Linked DNA regions of Homo sapiens: region 2 is linked to region 1. A link is an interaction called in ENCODE POLR2A ChIA-PET data of the cell type or tissue named here. Cell type or tissue: MCF 10A. All regions are shown on one strand. Links, peaks and the distances in the headings refer to the core of each region. The heading gives the core; the rest is flanking DNA. Region 1 overlaps CTNNAL1 (catenin alpha like 1). Region 2 has its middle 18 kb from the start of ACTL7B.

Region 1 (2,921 bases), core at 230-2,729:
TGAAGCTTTCCATTTGATTCCTCTACTAGGGCTCAGGCACATAAAATTGAGTCATCATATGTATTCTTATAGTATCTTGTTAGATATTTGTTATTCTTACCGTATTAGATTAATAGTAATAACCCAAGCCATTATTTATTTGCACTGCCTATGTGTTAGGTACTTAATATACATGATCTCATTTAATTTTCAAAACATCCCTATGAGGTAGGTATTGTTAACTACTGTTTTACATATAGGGAAACTGAACCTGAGACAAGGATAAACTTTCCCAAGGTCACTGTGCTAGCAGATCGAACTCAGTTATATCTGATTCTAAAGTCTGTAGTTCTCAAACTACAACATGATATTTGTTTTTTATTTTATTTTATTTTATTTTTTCTGAGATGGAGTCTCTCTCTGTCACCCAGGCTGGAGTGCAGTGTCGTGATCACGGCTCACTGCAACCTCCACCTCCTGGGTTCAAGTGATTCTCATGCCTCAGCCTCCCGAGTAGCTGGGACTACAGGCATGCACCACCACGCCCAGCTAACTTTTTGTATTTTTAGTAGAGACAGGGTTTCACCATGTTGGCCAGGCTGGTCTCGAACTCCTAATCTCAGGTGATCCGCCCGCCTCAGCCTCCCAAAGTGCTGGGATTACAGGCGTGAATCACCGTGCCCAGCCAATATTAGTTCCTTATGGGTCTGTTCCCCAATTCAGACAGTAAGCTCCTCAGTTTTGGGAGATGGAAGATCATATTATGTCTAGGATTGACTTTTCCTTGTTGGGGTATTTGTGTAGGAGTCTGTCTTGTTGGCAGGTTAAATATATATAATAATTGACCATTTCTTGGGATGGTTCTGGGTGTAGTCCCATAGGCTAGTCTCTCAGTTTTTGATATGAACTTTCCCAATTGCAGCTGGAGTTGAAAAATGGGTATTGGTCTGGCAAGTGGCAGGCTAAATAATGGCATTGGTTTGTAATACCAATGGTGTTTCTATAGGCAGGTACTTTATTGTTTCATTTTCTGTCTGCCATTATTGTTCTTTATAAAACAAATTTTCTTTCTTTTCCTTCTCTTTCTCTTAATCTTCCTTCTTCTCCTCATTCTCCCCAATGATAATTATTAGCCTGAGTATTTTTATAATAATAGTAGCTTATAATCTAGCATTTTCTTGATCACTTGAGCAAGCGTGGCATGAGTCATAGGTTCTAAAGCTACCATCCTTCAGTTACACTTCCTACAGGATCCTCTTCAGCTTCTGGACATAACTGAAAAACTTTCACCATCATTTTGATTTGTAGTTAGAAATTTGGCATGGAGAACATTTTATTTTTCTCAATTCTTGTAATATTGTGATCCAACATTTAAAAACTTCTGGCTGAAGTGGTATCTATTTTTAGCAATTTAGCTCATTAAATGTGGGACCCCTGAAACTTACTGGCAGCCTTTTTATCATCTGTGTTTGATAAGTGCTACTCCTGGGTCACTTTTTTGGAATATGCATCCAGGGTTCAAATGCTTTCTCCTTTAGAATAGTCAAAATATCCTGCAAAGAGCTATAGGTCAGGTGCATTCTCAGTTTTCTCAGCAAATATTCATCAGCTGCTTACTGTTAACCAAATACTACACTAGGTGTTGAGGATTCAACAGTAAATAAAAGTGACAAAAACCTCTGCACTCATGGAGCTTATGTTTTAGTAGGGGTGGGAGGAGATAGACAATAAAACAGAAACATGCATGGTGTGTTCAAAGAACACGAAGGCCAATGGATGGATCAAAGTGAGCAAACGGGAAGGGTAATAAGATGAAATCAGAGAGGTAGTGGGCAGGCCAAACTGTGTAAGGACTTTGGCTTTAAGTAAAATGGGGAGCCATTGGAGGTTTTGAGTAGGAGAATGACGTTTTCTGACTTACATTTTAACAGTATCACTCTAGCTGCCATGTTGAGAATAGTTTGCATGGAGACAAGGGCAGAGGCAGGGAGACCACTCAAGAGGCTATTACAGTAATCTATTGAGAGATGATGGTGACCTGGACCAAGGTGGTAGAAAGTGGCAGTGGTGAGGCTGGGCATGGTGGCTCATGCCTGTAATCCCAGCACTTTGGGAGGCTGAGGTGGGTGGATCACCTGAGGTCAGGAGTTTGAGACCAGCCTGGCCAACATGATGAAACCCCATCTCTTCTAAAAATACAGAAATTAGCTGAGTGTGGTGGCATGTGCCTGTAATCCCAGCTACTCAGGAGGCTGAGGCACAAGAATTACTTGAACCTGGGAAGCAGAGGCTGCAGTGAGCTGAGATCACGCCACTGCGCTCCAGCCTGGGCAAGGGAGGGAGACTGTCTCAAAAGGAAAAGAAAGTGGCAGTGGTGACTCCTATTCAACATAGTGTTGGAAGTTCTGGCCAGGGCAATTAGGCAGGAGAAGGAAATAAAGGGTGTTCAATTAGGAAAAGAGGAAGTCAAATTGTCCCTGTTTGCAGATGACATGATTGTATATCTAGAAAACCCCACTGTCTCAGCCCAAAATCTCCTTAAGCTGATAAGCAACTTCAGCAAAGCCTCAGGATACAAAATCAATGTGCAAAAATCACAAGCATTCTTATACACCAATAACAGACAAACAGAGAGCCAAATCATGAGTGAACTCCCATTCACAATTGCTTCAAAGAGAATAAAATACTTAGGAATCCAACTACAAGGGACGTGAAGGACCTCTTCAAGGAGAACTACAAACCACTGCTCAATGAAATAAAAGAGGATACAAACAAATGGAAGAACATTCCATGCTCATGGGTAGGAAGAATCAATATCTTGAAAATGGCCATACTGCCCAAGGTAATTTATAGATTCAATGCCATCCCCATCAAGCTACCAATGACTTTCTTCACAGAATTGGAAAAAACTACTTTAAAGTTCATATGGAACCAAAAAAGAG
Region 2 (2,921 bases), core at 313-2,812, 150 kb after region 1:
TGGCTGCATAGTATTCCAAGGTGTATATGTACCACATTTTCTTTGTCCAATCTGTCATTGATGGGCATTTACGTTGGTTCCATGCCTTTGCTATTGTGACTAGTGCTGCAATGAACATTCACGTGCATGTATCTTTATGGTAGAATGATTTATATTTCTCTAGGTGTATACCCAGTAATGGGATTGTTAGGCCAAATGGTAGTTCTGCTTTTAGCTCTTTGAGGAATTGCCATACTACTTTTCACAATGGTTGAACTAATTTATACTCCCATTAACAGTGTATAAGTGTTCTCTTTTCTTACAACCTCACCAGCATCTGTATTTTTTGACTTTTTAGTAATAGTTGTTTTCACTGGTGTGAGATGGAATCTCATTATGGTTTTGATTTTCATATCCCTAATGATCAGTTGTACACAGTTTTCATTTCTGTCAGTGCCTGATGTCTACTTCAGTCTCTCCATAAACTTGGATTGTGGGAACCATTTGTCAACGCTGTGTTAAAATCCCTTAGACACCTGCTGAGCCTGGCCCAAAGTACTAGCCCAGGATCCTGGTCCCCAGGAAGTACAAAGGGAGAGTCACTTGGGAGTCCTTGGATTTTCCACATTTGGTAATGGACACAGGAGAAACAGTGAGGAGAGAAGGGAAAAACTGTCTATTCCGTATAGTTACTGCTGTACTGTTCTGAAAAGAGATAAGAAGAGGCCATGGACATGAACGTTTTTTAATCACAACATGTCTGACACCAAATGTGTGGGATTTCCCTTAATTTTTCACACCAACTAATTTAACAACTCTTTAGACGTCAACTGGGTGTCCTGCAATTCAATTCAATCCAAACATTAAGTACTTAGAGTTGGCACAGACCCCACAGGTGAAGGGCTCAGTCCTATAAAACTGTCACCCATGCTGGGCGAGGCGTCAGAGCCCCGGCATTGAGAAGTGGTGGACTTGTGGGTTGGTAAGAAGAATTACTGACAATAGTATAGGTTTGAAAAGTAAAGTCTGTTAGAAAAAACTCCGCAGAAGACTGCAATGGAGGCCAGTCATGGTGGCTCACACCTGTAATCCCAGCACTTTGGGAGGCCAGGGTGGGTGGATCACATGAGGTCAGGAGTTTGAGACCAGTCTGGCCAGTGTGGCGAAACCCCGACTCTATTAAAAATATAAAAATTAGCTGGGTGTGGTGGTGGGCGCCTGTAATTCTCAGCAACTTGGGAGGCTGAGGCACGAGAATTGCTTGAACCCAGGAGGCAGAGGTTGCAGTGAGCTGAGATCGTGCCACTGCACTCTAGCCTAGGCCACAGAGCAAGACTCCATCTCAAAAATAAATAATAATAAAATTCATAAAAAGATGAGTGCAACTTGGTGCCTCAGTGAGAGGACTGAGCGTGCCACAGTGGATTTTTTCCTTAGGAGCATTTATGGACCTTAAAGTGGGAGCTTAAGGATAATTTGGACCATGTTAGCCACATAGGTCATGATAAATGCTTACATATGTAGACATTTTTGTGCCCTGATGTCAGCAAGGGTTGCACAATGAGTTTCGGCATAGCATTCCGGAGATGTATAGGAATTCTAGTTACTTATAAATTTTGGCGGGGAAAGACCTGGTACCAGTGCCTGCTTTAGATAATAGGGAAGTCTAATTACTTCTCATTTCCCCAGATACGGAGTTTTGCCTCTGGATGGCCTGCCTGATAGTCACCAGGTGGTCTTCGTTTCCTTCTAAATTCCTCAGTTGAGGAGTTTTTGTCTCTGGGGCCTCTTCAGTGGTCACCAGGTGATTGCGCTCTCCTCACCCAACTTCAGAGGGTAGTTACAGGTCCCAGGTTTCCACCTGCACTTCTGACCAACCGCTTATAAATTGGGGGTTCCTGTGACCCCTTCTTCAGGTTTGATAATTTGCTATAATGACTCATAAAATCAGGAAGGTGCTTTACTATTACTGGCTTATTATACAGGATATGACTCAAGAACAGCCAAATGGGAGAGAGGTAGAACACAGGGCGAGGTATAGGGAAGGGGTGTGGAGCTTCTGTGCCCTATTGGAGTGTACCACCCTTCCAGCGCCTCTGTGTGGTCACCACCTCCAGCTCTCCAAACCCCATCACTTCAGGGTTTTTATGGATGCCTTGTCACTTAAGCATGATTGATTAAATCAATGGTTGTTGGTGATTAGCTCAATCTCTAGCTCCTTTCCTCTCCCTCGAGGTCTGAGGGTAGAGAGGGAGGCTGGAATTTCCAAACCTCCGATCATCCTTGGTCTTTCTGGCAACCAGCCCCCATCCTGAAGCTACCTAGGGGACCCCACCAGCAGTCTTTCATTAGCATACAAAAGAAACTCTCATCACCCCAAAGATTCTAAGGGTTTAGGAGCTGTACACCAGGAGCCAGGGACAAAGGCCAGAGGTTTATTTATTTTTTATTATATCACAGTGGACAAGCAGAAATTGGAACATGATAAGAGTTTCAGAAATAATCTGTAGAAGCGCAAAGATTAGTAATAAACCCAATTTAGTCAACATTTTTTAATTGAGAAAACAGAAGCCCATGGTTGGGAAGTGGCTTGACCAAGGACACATAGCTGACAAATGGAGGAGCTGAGACCACTGTAACATTTTCCAATTTCTGGTCTTGCACTCTGTCCACATTATTGAAGCCTCTAGTTCAGCTACGTGCAACTCAGCACATCCAAAGCCTTTGCACTGCGTGCTCTTTAATCCTTTAAGAATCTCTTAAAGAGGAACAGACTTGTCTGCGGGTACCAGTGACCTGGCATGAGCTTTCCTTTTGCAGGAACAGTGTTATGCTCTCTACAAAGAGCAGGTGTGAGTCACCTCCAGTCACAGCCAAGCCAGCATCTCTTACAATATTGTGGAAAAAGGCTCCACGTATCAAAACTGTCTTTTTAGAAAACA

What was found. ChIA-PET counts read pairs that join two places held together with the same protein. Peaks named below come from ENCODE experiments on the same cell type or tissue, not always from the same donor. Only the 100,000 strongest peaks of a DNase experiment are listed, where the experiment ranks them.
Region 2: POLR2A ChIA-PET joins it to region 1 with 5 read pairs; 3 of 35 experiments call an interaction of 5 or more read pairs at or near these places.

What each region holds. Positions count from the first base shown.
Region 1 is chr9:108,987,513-108,990,433 of GRCh38, reverse strand. The region is part of intron 4 of CTNNAL1 (catenin alpha like 1); the gene reads left to right. The region is part of intron 1 of LOC105376216 (a long non-coding RNA gene); the gene reads right to left. Among named protein-coding and RNA genes, the nearest start is that of CTNNAL1, 25 kb to the left of the region's middle. In MCF 10A, for the core only: no CTCF peak of the experiment used is centred there; no DNase peak of the experiment used is centred there.
Region 2 is chr9:108,836,825-108,839,745 of GRCh38, reverse strand. No RefSeq gene overlaps it. Among named protein-coding and RNA genes, the nearest start is that of ACTL7B, 18 kb to the left of the region's middle. In MCF 10A, for the core only: no CTCF peak of the experiment used is centred there; DNase peaks (open chromatin) are centred at 1,535, 2,005 and 2,805.